Linked DNA regions of Homo sapiens: region 2 is linked to region 1. Evidence: read pairs that join two places in POLR2A ChIA-PET (ENCODE). Cell type or tissue: OCI-LY7. All regions are shown on one strand.

Region 1 (8,000 bases):
GGCTGAGACAGGAGAATGGCGTGAACCCAGGAGGCGGAGCTTCTGGGGAGCCAAGATCAGGCCACTGCACTCCAGCCTGGGTGACAGAGTGAGACTCCATCTCAGAAAAAAAAAAAAAAAAAGAGTGAATCCTTATGTACATTATGGACTTGGGTTTATAGTAATGTATCAATATTGGTTCATCAGTTGGAAAAAATGTACTATACTAATTAATGCAAGATGACAAATATAAAAACATAGGGAGGGAAGATATGTGAGAACTTTCTATAATTTCAGGCTAATTTTTCTTTAAATGTGAAATTTCAAAAAATCTATTAACTTAAAAATAAATATTTTCATTTCTTATTCTTAATCTCCTTCCAGTTATAAAGTATCCAGAAATGTCCTGTTTGTATGATATCTGTTATCAAAAACTGGAGAAGAAAAGTGCTACAAAGAATCAGCAGAACTCCACTGGAGTTTCACCAGTTTGATATATTCAGGCTAATGCACATTACTATTGCACAACACAAGAGCCTTCCCTTGACCTGACTTCCAGTAAACAGTTTCCTTCCTCACACTTTGGAGAAAACGATATAGGGTGTTAATATATTCAGTAATATCATAAGGTGATGACAAACAAAAACCCAGAGGAGATGGTCAATTTTTAGAAATTGTATCTGCTTCACTGGGCAGCAGCTGGAATCAAGGAGCTGTAAAGAACATCCCCTTCTTTGATTTGTGAAGTTGCCTAAAATTGGCAAACTACACTGCCTGTACACATGGGGTCTTTACAAAGGGAGAAGGTGCTTAAGAAAGGCCTATATTAGGGAATCACTGCAGGCACCTGAGCAATTTTTAAGCCAACATCCAACATCCTTTACTTTTCAGCTCAAGTCATAAAGATATGAAAAAAAATAATAATAATTTATTTTTGACTTGGCTATTTTAAGTTGAAATTTTTATCTTTCTTATTTTATCATGTATTTAGAGAATTAAATTTTAATAGACCTTCTACTTTGTTCTTCATAGTTGCCTTGTAGAACTTGAGCCTCTTTTGACCTTATGACCAGTCCTCATCTTCTAATCCATCAGGTACAGGGCTCAGTTTCTGTGACTACTTTGCCTGGTGCTGTCTTTTCTCTCTGCAGCTCACCTCCTTTTGATCATAGCCAAGTATTCAGGTTGAAGATTAGACATTTTGACCATTCTGGCTGGCTCTCTCCCTGAATCTGAAACTATCAACAAAGAAGAAACACCGTTGGGGCTAATTAGGGTCCATCGTTAAAATATGCTGAACTTAAGCCCATAACTCCTCCCATCTTATGTTGTTATTCACAAATTAAGCATTTATTTGGGGTAATAAATCAATAGGTTTATGAGAAGTTTCACAGACAGCCAAAAAGGGAGAAAACCCCTCTCCAGAAATCTTCATTAAAAAGTTGAGTGAGGCCGGGTGTGGTGGCTCAGGCCTTTAATCCCAGCACTTTGGGAGGCCAACGTGGGCGGATCATGAGGTCAGGAGTTTGAGACCAGCCTGGCCAAAACAGTGAAACCCCATCTTTACTAAAAATACAAAAAAAAAATTAGCCAGACATGGTGGCACCGGTATTTTGGAGGCTGAGGCAGAAGAATCACTTGAATCCAGGAGATGGAGGTTGCAGTGAGTCAAAGTCGCACCACTGCACTCTAGTCTGAGCGACAGAACCAGACTCCATCTGAAAAAACAAACAAAAACAAAAACCTGAGTGAACAGAACTGGGGTGTCTCTGGTGCACCCCTAATCTGGTGTCTTCACCTTTCCTACCTTCTTGCTAGCTCTCAACTGCCTGACCCAGCCCATCTCACATCTTTTTGCCCACATCTGTGCTCCTGGGAGAGATCTTGACGAAGACAGCAAGTTCATCCCGCCCACACCCAGTGCTGGCCCGCAATTGGCTGAGCTTGCAGTAAGGACGCTAGCCAGAGAAGCAAAGTTTATTTCAACTTAATGTATGATCTTCCCTGGATTTGTGAGCTACCCTAACTCAACATCCTCCCCTCAGTTTGTACTCGTCTACAGTAGGCTTTCATATTCAACTAAGGGTTAGAAAGCACTTTCTTTCCAGGTACATTAAAGCTGGGACCGGGAGTCTGGGCCAGTCCTATACGACGACTTTGGAAGACCTCGAAGGAAAGGATAGCCTAGGAATCATCTCGTTTGGACCTCCCTCGCCCTACCACGTGCATAGTCTCTATGGACTAATGCTCTCTATGTATAGTAGGTTCCAGCGGAGTATAGGAGAGCTAAAAATAGAAAAATCCTTACTCGCTGGGACACAGGGAAGACATAGGAACGACTACGCTTTTTCTTTAATACCGAACCCAAGTCACTCTTGCACTTTATTGTCAGCACACATTCTGACTGTAAAAGCCTTTACTGCCGCCACGCGAGAGAGTTCGAAATATTGTTCAAATATTTCTGCACTTTAGACAAACCCATCTTATCAGTACAGAAGCTGGACTCTATACTCCATTCGGCCGAGGCTTGCAACCTGAATCAACGGCATCTCCACCTCTTTTGGAGATCCCATCCTTTTGTGGGGGAAGGGGTCTCGCTCTGTCGCCCAGGCTGGAGTGCAGTGGCGTGATCCGGGCTCGCTGAAACTTCTTCCTCCCGGGTTCAAGTAATTCTCCTGCCTCAGCCTCCCGAGTAAGTTGGACTTACAGGCACCCTCCACAACACACGACTAATTTTTCTATTTTTAGTAGAGAAGGAGTTTCACCGTATTGGCGAGGCTGGAACTCCTGACCTTGTGATCCACCCGCCCCCGCCTTCCAAAGTGCTGAGATTACAGCTGTGAGCCACCGACCCTGGAGATCCCATCTTTTACCAGGCTGGCTCCTGAAAGGGTGAGAAGCTGCTCAATGCACACGCGGGACAAGTCGGGAAATTAGCTGTAGGTGCACAGGATAGAGGAGGGAGGGAAGGCCACAAGATTTATTTAAAGATGTTCAACAAGAAGCGAGAGAGACACGCACCTGAAAACCTCTGAGCCGTGAAATCTCAGGAGTCCTATTTTAACTCGCGGACGAGTAGTTTCCGGTCCCTACTTAGCTCAGCCGCGAGTCTCTCTGACAGCACATCAGCAACTCTGCAAGCCCTTCAGTGCCTAAATGGATTTCGAACCTTGCTTGCATTCTGCTCTGCTGCGAAGGCTCTCCTAATTCCCCACCTCTAACTTGTCCCAACCCACATCCTGCCTCCCTGGGTAGGAGCCAGCGCCTTGCCTCTGGGGCTTCGCTAGAGAAGCCTAGGGCGCGGTCGTTTGCATCCATCCCTGCGGTTGCAATTCCCAAAGCCTTAGCAATTTGCCACTCTATCACAGGTGACTGAAACTTCACACTAGCCTTGCTCACCTTCATGACAACCTCCCAAACCCGCTTGCTTTGCTTTCCTTGCCACTTGCAGTGAGTTTTCTTTAGAGTGGAACCCAGATTCCGCCTCGAAGTTTTGTAATTTGCAACAGCATAAAGGGAACTGAAGAACATTATGTTAAGTGAAATATCTCAGGCACGGAAAGACAGACTTTTGAGTCAGCGGCCGAACTTTGTGCCTAAATTCTTCGCTGCGAACGATACCAAGATAAGCCCAAGCTATGGGACATCAGGCCAAGAAGTGCTCACACGCAAGACAGAACAAAAGTGGGAGAAGCAAAGCAAAACACTTCAGGTCGACCAAAAAGATTGGCAAGCGCAGGCAAAAGGCTAGAACCAAAATACTGGAGATCAGGAAGTGTGTGCACAAGTCACTGACGCTATAGGAGTAGCCAATATATATGAGCCTTGCATCTCATACCACATTTAGCCCACCCAGTCACCAGCACCGGGATCTGCAGCCTCTACTTGTCTGTCTGTTTAAGCCCTGCCAGCGAGTAGCAGAGCCTACAGCATGGTCTTCACTGTTCTGGACCCCTTGGTGCCTGCCATTCCCTGGGCTGAGGACACAAGTAGTGGCACTTTCTCAGGGCATGAGCACAGCAGTTGCTTAGCTTCTATCTCAGTCCTGGTGGCTAAAGTCAATAGTCATCTTTAACTCCATGGTGCAATAGGGACTGGCGCTTTCTCTGTATGCATTTTCCACTCCTAGTCATCAATAGAAAGAAACTTATAGTACAACCTGCAGAACAAGAAACAGTACAATGCAAGAATAAATCCCCAATCTGAGGTTCTCTGGTTCTTTTCTGGCTCAATCACAGTCACTCCCTTTCCCATTATTTCTTTTTTAGCAGGCTGCTCAAACTTGACATTAAGCAAACTGCTTTTCCTACAGGGCTATCTGTGCCCATACGCTATCCACTCCCCTCCCCTCACCCATTCCTTTCCACCACCACCACCACCCACACACATCGAGTCATTCTAACTCTTCTTATTTCCCAACAGGCTTCTGGGACAACAAATAATCTGTCTTGTTCTAGTTTACAAAGGTGAGGACAAGAGGATATTAAGGTGTCTAAACACTCCTGCAAGAACCAGAATTCAGAAGAAGAGGAAGTTCCCAAGTTAATAGTTGCTTTTTCAGATAATTATGTGTCCAGAAAAAAATATTTTCTTCTTTATCAAGGCATAAAAACACGATTTGTTCTGTCCTTACAGAGAAAGAAAATTGTGATAAACGAATGGAGTAGGGACAGAAGAGAATAAATGCACATCTCTGAAATATGCAGTTTTCATTTTCCAGTATGGAAACATGAGAGAAACTGAGTTGAAGGATTTTGGATCCTAATCAAGTTAAATTATGTTATGTTAACAAATTGAAGTGCTTTCCTCTACCCTTTATGTTGAGTTATATTATCTACTTTACATACTATTTTTATTATATCTTAATATCAGTATGAACTAAGTTGGAGATCTTGCTGTCATTATAACCTATTGAGTAATCATTTCAGAAAAAACATCATGTAATAGTATTTCTAGTAAGAGATACATTGGAAAGGAACTGTTGGAAGATGACAGTTAATAATATCTGGGCCACAGCTCTTTGTAAACCTAATAGCTGTTAGAGAGCCACTACAGAGAAAAAAATATTCTACTCTCTCAGAACTAACATATATAAATAAAGCTGATACCTGAGCCTTCTACAGATTCATCCCTGGCTTACTATTAGGTCTAGCATCCTGAAAGTGTGTAATGTAGGCTTTTTAAGGCCAACCTTTACCTATTTTTATGAAGTTCAGCTCTAGAGGTTATAGGAAACTCTAAAAAAAATGTACCCCTCAAAGGAAATGACATTCTACAGGCAGATATTGCTATACAGTGGCTACAGTTTTATCACTAGCAATATTGAGCAGGTGTCACTACCAGACTCCTTGAACACTTCCTACAGGTTGTGTCCTCCTCCATATGCCACCATTTGAAGCAAAGGCAATAGTTGCACCAAGAGAGACACACCCTCCAATATCTGCCCTAAAGTGTTAGTCTAGAATATAAAGAACTTGAAGTAAAAAGAAAAAAAAAATCTAAAAAACAAATTGTTTTCATATTTGAGTTTGAAAAGCTATGAAATGTATTTTAAGATGCCACACTGGCAAAATTTGATCAGTTTTGATGGACACATTTCCTTGGTTTCTTATTTACCTTCCCTTGCAATATGATGGATTATTCTTTTTTTTCCTTATTGCCTAGATAAAAAAGAGTCTGTGCCTTAGTAGAATAATTTTCTCCTCATTATTTGTCTTCATTTTTTTGAAGGAAAAAATACAAAAAAAGTTTTCCACTTTTGAATGTAATATTTTTCAAAATCACATATTAACTTCTTCACTTCTGTATTTATTTTTACATGTTTTATTGTCTCCTTTAAGTGGGTAACCAAATATTGTTTCTCAGACACCAATGGTCCTATCTTAATGAAATGTTCACATACCCTTTGAGCTTTTTTCCCCTTTCCAAGTCAGATTAATTATAAAATGGAATAAAATAAAACTTTCGGGGTATATTTTATACCTAAAATGATTTTTGAGATTTTGACTCTTAGAAAAATCACAAATATGTGTTATTTCATATTAAGAAGAAAATCGATGATGATAAAATTTATTTGATATGGTACTATTAAAGTGTTTTATTAGAGCTATCAAATCGGAAGGCATACACAGACTACCCTGTGTTAAATTTGAATAAACAAAACCTTATTTACACACATAGTTCAGAAATCATATGCTGTACCTGAAGTTCCTAAAGATTTGTCAATAAACTTGCTCTCTAGTATGTTTTTTTTTAAATCAGAATACTGTGGTTACTTAGCCTGATATTAAGCCAAAACAATATGGCATTATCAGTAATAATTTTTTAAGATATTAACTTCATCACAACTTTACATTTTCAGTTTAATACACCATCTTCTGGCCCACTAATTTCTATTGGGATGCATCTCTTAAGTTTTATTAAAATATAGATGGTGTATTAAAATACTGGCTGAGCATGGTTGGCGCACACTTTAGGAGGCTGTCACACTCATATGGTTGGCTGGCACTTTAGGAGGCTAAGGCAGGAGGATTCCTTGAATCCAGAAGTTGGAGAGCAGCTTGGGCAGCATAGTGAGATCCTGCCTCTCCAACAACAAAAACAAAATATATACGTGGTTAGGATATTCTCCAGATTCACTAAATTTCTTCACTTAATATTCTCGGTATATTCTTAATACATTGTTTCTATGTTCTTAACACATTTTCACTATATTCATTATAAGTATGCACATTCTCCTAAAAAAGTATAAAATTTCAAGATATTTTCCTGTCTGGGAAAAATTTATCTATTTTTGTATCAGATATGTTATTCAGTACATTATTTGAAAATAGTCATTCTTATCTCTGTAGACATTGTTTTTAAACTTTTTTGTATTAGCTTTGTTTTGCAAACCACAAATGCAATTAAATTTCCCTGTCAGTTCCAATTTTTTTTTATTATTAACTCATCAGATATTTTATGTTTAAAAGTGATTAGTAATAAGTTAATTATGGCCATTTTAAGCATTGTTTATCTAAAGATAGCTTTTTATTTGCTTCTATGAAAGCTCAAGCTCTTGCAATCAGCTACAGGCCAGAGTACTTCATTTTCAACACGGAAGTTCTATTTCAGAGCCCCATAGTTCTTTACATTATTGACACTTCAAATAAAGCCTTGGCTACATTCTTCTGATGACATAGCTTAGACAATTTTGAGACAGAGTCAGGATTTCCAGTCTCTTCTCTGATTTTTATTCTTTAGAGTTGGGGTCTCACTATATGGCACAGGCTGGTTCAAACCCCTATTTCAGGGGATCTGCCTACCTCAGTCTACTGAGTAGCTGAAACTACAGGTAGGTGTCCCACTGAACACCTGGCTCAAAACTCTTTTTAGTAGAAAAGTAATTGGGTTCATGACACTATTAATTCAAGGTCTAGCAATATAAGAATTATATTCAGGTTACAAATACCTGAATGAACAAATAAGGAAACATTCTTTGAAATATTCTTGACATTATTTTAAGTCTTTAGATCTGGACACATAAGAAGTCTTTTCTCTTTCTTTTTAAGCTATCTGTAATGTATAACAATCTAGTAGGTTCATTATGCTTTTTAAAATGGAAATTAAGCTTTTGTAAATAAAATCTTATCCTCCTTGCCTGATGGCTTCAGAAATTGAAAACTCTTTTTTTTCCTTAATTATACTTTGAGTTTTAGGGTACATGTGCACAACACGCAGGTTTGTTACACAGGTATACATGTGCCATGGTGATTTGCTGCACCCATCAACTCGTCATTTACATTAGGTATTTCTCCTAATGCTATCCCTCCTCTAGCCCACCATTCCCCAACAGGCCCCAGTGTGTGATGTTCCCTGCCCTGTTTCCAAGTGTTCTCATTGTTCAATTCCCACCTATGAGTGAGAATATACAATGTTTGGTTTTCTGTCCTTGTGATAGTTTACTGAAAAACATGGTTTCCAGCTTCATCCATATCCCTGCAAAGGACATGAACTCATCCTTTTTTATGGCTGCATAGTAT
Region 2 (8,000 bases), 52 kb after region 1:
CTGGCACCTTCTGATATTTTGAGAAGCAGGAATCCCTGAGCATAAATGTAAATAGCTTAGAACTGTCCAAAAGCAAAGACAGCAGAAAATAAAATTGTTGCTTGCTATGTTCAGGAAAGGAATGCTTCCATTGGATATGGAAGCCAGTCTCAATTGTTACATCAGCCTGAGGAAACTCATGCGAGAAATGCCAGAAAAAGAAGACAGCAACAAAGAAGATAAAAGAAAGACTGACAAAAGCATTGAATTTCTGGTAGAAAAAGCAGTGTACTAGAAGGTTAGGAGATTTCCTAGCTGTCAGCCATGAAAGGGTTGGGGAAGAAAGAGCAATTTGGTTGCATACTGTAGCATGGTCATCTAGGGTGGTCCTCAAACACATAGAAATCACACAAGAATTGTCAAATTGAAGATTTGGATTTAGTAGATCTGAAAACGCACTTTGTAAAATTGGCCACAGTAGAGGTGGAAGTGACTGAAATACTGCATTATTTATTTATTTAATTAATTTATTTTAGTCAGAGTCTTGCACTGTCGCTAAGGCTGGTATACCATGGTTCAGTCACAGTTCACTACAGTCTTGAACTCCTAGGCTCAAACAATTCTCCTGTATCGGCCTCCTGAGTACCTGGCACTACAGACATGCACAAGCATGCATGGCTAATTTTAAAAAAATTTTTGTAGAAATGGAGTCATGAACTCCTGGGCTCAAGTGATCCTCCCACCTCAACTTCCCAGAGTGTTGAGTGAGATTACAGTTATGAGCCACCATCCCTGGCCAATAAAGGTGTTTTTAATACCTATAAGAATATTGCCTGCAAGGATGTTTGATAGGTTTCTTGATATTTCATTCTCTCTTGAAATGTTTGCTTCGTCAATTTTTTATTTTTCATAAAAGCTTTACTCAAGAATTAGGATGACCACTATGTTATCTAGTAGTATAATTTGGAATCATTTATTATAAATCTGAAACTGACTTGACTGATGAATCTTGAGCACTGCTTATTGTGTTCTAATTTTGGTAGCTGTTTCAATAAAGTAGCTCTTGTAGAATAGGAAAACTATATCATTTTAGTCTGAAATAAGCTTTTGATTAAAAGGTTACTTTTTCCTATTAATAAAAAATGGAGATTAAGATTGCTTTTCTTGCTACACAAAATTATTTACATACTTTCCTGTCACTAGAAAAGAGGGGAACATAAAATGTTCCATGGCTGTAATTGCAGTGCTTAGAGCTATAACTCAGATTACTATACTTCCTAAATGTAAAGTGGTTATTAATTTTAGCTGGAGGAAAGCAGGAATGTTCAGAGGCAAATGAAGATTCTGCAGAATAAGCAAGCTCAGATTGTCAAAGAGAAAGTTCACTTGCAGAGTGAATACAGCAAGACCATCTTGGCAAGAAGCAAGCTAGAATCTCTTTGCAGGGAACTTCAGCAAAATTAATGTCAAAATAAGACATTAAAGGTTAGTTGGTTTATTTTACTGTATTTCAGGAACTACTTAGGCTGCTTTTATAATCGCCTTGTAACTACTTGAAATAAATTCTTGCTCTATGTCTTTTAATGGGAATTAGTTGCTATAATGGCTTCTTGTTAACTGGCTCAGGTACACTTGTGCTGGTAGATCAGATTCCTAAGCAGACAACTTTGTAGACATCTTAACACAGAGATCCCTTGCTTTTTGTTTTGCTTGAGCTGATGCTGCCTGTGAGGTAACTCTCTAAAGACTCACTCTATGTAAATTTTGGTTTCAGATTCAAGGATAAGCTCTACCTTAGTCTACTGTATACTTGATCACAGGGAATCTAGATGACATTGGTTTTTATGTTCACAGCTCTCCTGCTTAAAAAGCTCACAGTTGCCAGATATTTTTGTTGGCTTTTGGTGTAGTTGGTTATCATGTCCTTTTTTGGTAATGAGTGAAAATCTTAGCTGAAATGAAGAAACTGGTAGCCATAGTCAGTGTGAGTTTGAGAAAGAAAAACACACTGTAGAGCTCTACTATAAAAGTTAATAGGATAGATTGTTAAACTACATTCTGCCATCTTTGGCTATTTGGTTGCTAAATACTTTAGAATATTACTTACAGCTAGGCTGATTATAACAGAAGAAGGATTAAGTATGACAGCTTGTCTCAATAATGGAAGTAAAAAGCAGAGATCCTGGAAAGAATCTGCCATCCATCAGAGGAATTTGTCTGACTTTGTGGTATTGCTAGGGGGTGTATGGTTGGAGTATTATTTTGATGGTGCTGGATCACCCTCATCACAGTAAACTCAAGAACATAGGACAGCTTGTGAAATAGGTTCTTACTTGTAAGGTTTGTATTTATTTTTCTTGCTTTTGAAATCTTGGATTTAAATATAATAAAAGTAGATAGCACTGTCAATATTTAGACTGTACTGATAACTGTTTAGGTAAAGGTCTGTTGACACTTGTATCCTAGTAAGACTTTGAAAGTAAACTTTGTAAAATAATGATTTAGTTTGTCCCTTCCCTCTTATAAAATTGAAAGTGTAACTCAGAAAGTAGGCTGTAAGATCTTCAGGCTGATGTAGGATGGTATACTGCCTAACCAGTGAGGATGACTTTTGGGAAAATAATGTGGAAGAAACTAACTGTGGAGCAGCATCTTACTTATATTTAATTATAGTATAGTGAATATCTGGATCAGCAGATGATACTTATTTTATAGTAGGGCATTTGCTTTTCTCTAATTATCTACTTAGAAAAAGCTGCTTGCTTTTAAATGAGAGATTTCTGGTCATAAATAAGGGGGAGGAATTATAGTTTAAAAGCAACACCTCATGGGAGCAATAAATGAACTCACATAGCAGTAGCTTCTTTTTCGCGAGCTTTATCTGTAGGTCTGTACTTTTAACATACATTATTTTGGATAATAAGGAGGAACATATGCAGCAGAAAAAAGAGGAGGAAGAAGTTCTTAAAGAAGTAACTGCACATTTCCAAATTACTTTAACTGAAACTCAAGCCCAGCTGGAACAGCATGAAATACACAATGCCAAACTGCAGCAGGAGAACATGGAAATGGGAGAAAAGCTAAAGAAGCTCACTGACCAGTATGCACTGAGGGAAGAGGTAAACGGCGTTTGGTTTGTTTATAGACAGCTGCTCACCAGTAGCAAAAGCTACACCCTACCGTAAAGTAAAAACTCTTTCACAGGACAGTATTTTAGAACTTTTGTGTATGCACAGTGGAAATTACATGTTTATTAGGAAAAGAGTAGAAACCTGTAAACAGAATGACTAAATTGGAGCATCACTTGGCCCAAGTGTCAGTGGAGTAGGATAAGTAAAGGGATTTCTAGGAGATGTGTACCACTTGTCTCCCATATGATGCTACAAGATTGTCAATATAGCATACAGATATTTTTCTCTTATGCAGTCTAATAATACAGATTTGTTCCCTAAATACTCTGTATCTCAGATTTCTGTGACAATCTGAACAATATAAATAGGAGAATTGTGCTATTTGTGAGAATAAGGAACCTACTAATTACCCATCACCAAGTCACATTGTTTGTGTAATCAATGAAGTAAAAAGTTTGTGGAGGACTCAATAGTTGTCGAACCTAGTCATTGGAGTTATTTTATAAATTGATGTGGAAGTTGTATGATGGCTAAATAAAAAACAAATAGGTGATAACCTGCTTATTTGTTTTTATTTTTTCTTTACTTTTAGAGGTCTATACATAGGGTAAGATTTCAATTTTCAAAGGATGCATCCCCTTCCTTTATTATGCTTTAAGCTAGTAAAATATATATTTAAATCCTTACTTAGTAGATTAAAATTGGAAATAGAAAGTGACAATTTAAAAATTAATAAAACAGTAAATATTACTTTATGCATATCAAAATGTTATTTTGAGTTACACCTTTTCATGCTACTTTTGAAAACATTTTTCTTTAAGATTTTGAGTATCTTTTAAACCATTTTCCTCTATGTTTCAAGAACATTTCAAACTTATTATGGAAGCTGCAAACTTATAGTAGAATATATCACTTGGCTTTAGCAATTATTTACTTTTGTTTCTAGCAACTCTTGTTTCCATCTATTTTTAAGCAAATCCAAGATATTATATCATTTTATTTATTACTATTCAAATATGCATCATGAAATAAGATTCTTTTTAAGCCATAATCACTGTACTATTTTTACTCCAAAAGGTTAAACAATTGCTATGTAATCACATACCTTCTCACTGTACTATTTAAATATCTGTTACTTCCCTTTTCCTTCAGGTTGTTTACATCAACATCAAAATAAGGTTTATACATTTTATTGTTTTAATATGTCTCAAGTCTTTTTAGTATATAAGCTTCCCCCCCCTCTTTTTTTTCCTTGGAATGTATTTATTAAAGAAATTTTTTAGGCCTATATAGTGAACTTTTAAAATTAAATTTGTTTTATATTATAAAGCATATTATGAATATCATCAGTTTTTTTAAAAGAATCCTTTAAATTCCATTGTTTTAAATAATGGTATTAAAAATGATTAATTTTATTTTATTTTTTATTATTTTACTCTTTAGGATTTATATTATTTTAACTGTATTAAACTCTCCAAATTTGCTATAGAAGTAGCAGATTGGGAGAGGACATGTGTTCAAGTTGTACTACTTGTATGTCTTGTTTAGATATTACAGTCTTTTTCTTTTATCAGAAAATAATTGAATAATGATAAAATCAGTTGCAGATTAAGACAGATTATCTGTTGCAGTCTTCTCAAAACTTAATTTAAGTACATTATTTTCAGCTAGCATTTCTTCCTTCACATAGAACCTCCATGTGTGGAGGGATTTCCTAATGAGTCTATTGTATGTACAATAGCACTTAATGACATAGCTTTTAAATAATAACAGGATTTTACCAAATGTTTAATATGTGCCAGGCATCAAGCACCTTACACAGTTTAATTATTGCATAGATTTGGACAGCAACTCTGCAAGTTAGGTATGGTCATGAACCTTTGCAGATAAGGAAACTGTGTTTCACAAGGAGAAGAAATTGTCCTGGATCATACAATAAGCTAGGATTTGCTCCAGACCATTTTTTTCATTTTATCAGGCTACCTACAATTAAGGAATTTCAGAAGATTTTGTGAACAAAAAATGTCCAGGAATTATGTGTGTAATAAATGAATTTGATATTTTGATCTCCTTATCCATCTTTTTCTTGATAAAATATCAGCTTTTTTTTTTCCAATGTAGGGCAGAAGCAAGAAGTACAGATATTTTGATGGGGACAGCCCACGTCTGATAGGGTGGGACATGGGGCAGCAGTTAGAGGGTTGTGCTCTTTCTAGTGTGGGATAGTTTGCAAGATGATATGTTGTAGCCACTTCTGCAGTGACGGGGACAGAAGGAGTCAGTGTTCTTAACTACAGTGGTAGCAGCAGAAAAGAAGGGTAAGCAGGGTTCTAGAAATTTGTGTTATGTTTTCTCCCCACTGTATTTATTTCTTTGGTTAGTGGTGCAAGAAATTCTGTTTTCCTGTAGCAAATTAATAAAGCGTTCAAACATAAGGAATTACGACAACAGCTTGTAGATGCCAGACTTCAACAAACAGCACAGCTGATAAAAGAAGCTGATGAAAGACATCAGAGAGAGAGAGAGTTTGTAAGTTCTACTTCTTGGAAAAAAAAAAAAGATCGCCAAAATTGTAACCAAAGCCATTTAAAACAAACTCCTCACTTAACATAGTGCCAGGGCATGCAATTTTGTTTCTTACTCTCTGGATGTGGGATATGCGAGTGTGTGTGTGTGTGTGTGTGTGTGTGTATTAAGCTTTCTGTTTCTGATGAAATTTTCATATGAAATTTACTGGAGATAAGATTAAATTAGTGGAAAAACAAGATAATTTTGCTTTCTATGTAGTGGTCACCAAGTTAAAGAATTGTGCCAGTTATTAGGCAAGATAGGCTTTGAGATTTAGGGACAGTTAAATTTTACACCAACTTAGTGAACATGAGACTTCTACCTAGTGTTACATTTCATTTTTAAATAAGCAATTTAAAAATTGGTAAATGATTTGTTTACTTTGATTATATTCTGGTATAATTTTCTGACAAAATTATCTGTGTCTTGGTCAGCATTGTTGCTAGAATATGTATTCAGATTTTGTCTGTCCATAATTGAGAACACAGAAAAAATCTAATTTGACTATACCCATTTACCCCCATGGAAATGAAACTATATTCTATGAATGAAAAATGATTTTAATAATGTGGTGTATTACATTTTCTTCATTCAAGTAATGTAGGCCCTGAGTAGAGCATGTTATGAATATTTAGTTCCTTAGTGTTTTCTCATTCAAGCCTCTCATATTGAATGAGTCTAGGGTTTGGAGAGATGTTTCACACAGCATGTCTCTTCAGTGCAAGCTGACAGATATCAGTGCACAATTAAAGAAACTTAATTGCACCTTTCAACTTGGAGTATAAATTTTGTATGTATCTATGTATATCTATGTGTGTATTTTGTGGTTTAAGGCTTATTTACATAATATGTGACATTTTACCTCAGAAATTCAGTGACTGAATTTCACAGCTGCTTCCCATGCATCTTTATTATCTATGTTTCTGAAAAACTCAAATACTAACTAATCTCTTTTCTTCCCTTAGCTGTTCCTTTCCTGTGGTTTTAAAAAAGTGACCAGAAACTAGGTCTCTATTTTCATTGCTTTGCTGCATATTCTTTTAACCTGCTTTTATCTTTTACAGAGTTGAGGGGCTTTCTAAATAACCTAGACAATGTCAAGATTCTTAGCTGCGTTTTCTGTCTAAAAGTGTAGATGTCTAGTTATTCCTCATGTAAAACACAACATTTCAACCCTGAGTACTATAAACTTTATTATGCTTCTAGGTTACTTTTTCTCTTTAAGCAATTATTCCTACATTCCTAAGTGTTCACCAGTGGAACAGATAAGAGATAGAAGTAGTTAGAAATTGAGATAATTGGGTTGACCTGTCATTGTTGCCAGGATAATTACTGGAAGATTAAGCCTATCTGTTAGACATTTTGACCATGTTTATAATTGTTGTTAGTATTCTGTCAGAATGTATCTGTTTTCTAGTTATTAAAAGAAGCAACAGAATCGAGGCACAAATATGAAGAAATGAAACAAGAAGAAGCACAACTGAAAGAGCAGGTAACTTAACAACAGAGAATAGCAGAATTTGTGTCTTCTTGTTCCCAGCCACAGACTAGAACAGAGGATTTGATTCTTGTCCTCTTGGAAACTTTCTCTTCTTTTAGGGTGACCAATTAATTCTGATTTGCCTTGATTTTTTTTTGGCATTTTTATGGCACCATAAAAACCATAAATGATTTGTATTCATTTTGGCAACCCTAGTTCCAGGTTGATTGTGATGGCTGGTTGTGATGGCTATTTTGAAAGTTGGCTTTCCTCTGTCCCAGATATTTTCTCTAAAACCTTTATAATTTTGTCTTATGGCTAGCTACATAGAATTTTAAAATATTACAAATGGCCAGACAGTCCTACTTCACCATAAGATTTTGTGTGTGTGTGTATGCTTTCTAAAAAAATATTGGGCTCTCTCCATTTTTCAGTCTGGACCCCTATAGTGTCCCATTCTAGTCTTTGTGTGCTTTTATTGTTTGAGATAAAGGAAACAGATGCTGTATGTTCACTTTCTAAGGAAAGATATCAGAAATGTTGTGCAGAAAAAACATAGATATGTGTGATTTTCCAGAAAATTGCAATGGAACATCTGCACTTTGTGTACTTGATGTGAAAGCTCCTGATTTAGGATACTGCAATAATAAGACTAGCTATTGCTTTAAAGGAGTATGTAGAGATAGGGATAGACAGTGTGCACAGTTATTTGGAAAATTTTCTAGGTCTGCTAATCTTCTGTGTACAGAAGAAGTGAATTTTCTAAATGACAAATTTGGAAAATGTGGTTCCTGTTGTCATTTTTATGATATCATTTATGGAAAGATTGTCTGTCACTGGAC

What was found. Peaks named below come from ENCODE experiments on the same cell type or tissue, not always from the same donor. Only the 100,000 strongest peaks of a DNase experiment are listed, where the experiment ranks them.
Region 2: POLR2A ChIA-PET joins it to region 1 with 6 read pairs; 2 of 35 experiments call an interaction of 5 or more read pairs at or near these places.

The regions. Positions count from the first base shown.
Region 1 is chrY:19,538,605-19,546,604 of GRCh38, forward strand. No RefSeq gene overlaps it. Among named protein-coding and RNA genes, the nearest start is that of KDM5D, 200 kb to the right of the region's middle. In OCI-LY7, no CTCF peak of the experiment used is centred here; a DNase peak (open chromatin) is centred at 3,057; H3K4me3 peaks cover 2,631 bases; H3K27ac peaks cover 3,653 bases.
Region 2 is chrY:19,590,496-19,598,495 of GRCh38, forward strand. It overlaps the pseudogene TXLNGY. Among named protein-coding and RNA genes, the nearest start is that of KDM5D, 150 kb to the right of the region's middle. In OCI-LY7, no CTCF peak of the experiment used is centred here; no DNase peak of the experiment used is centred here.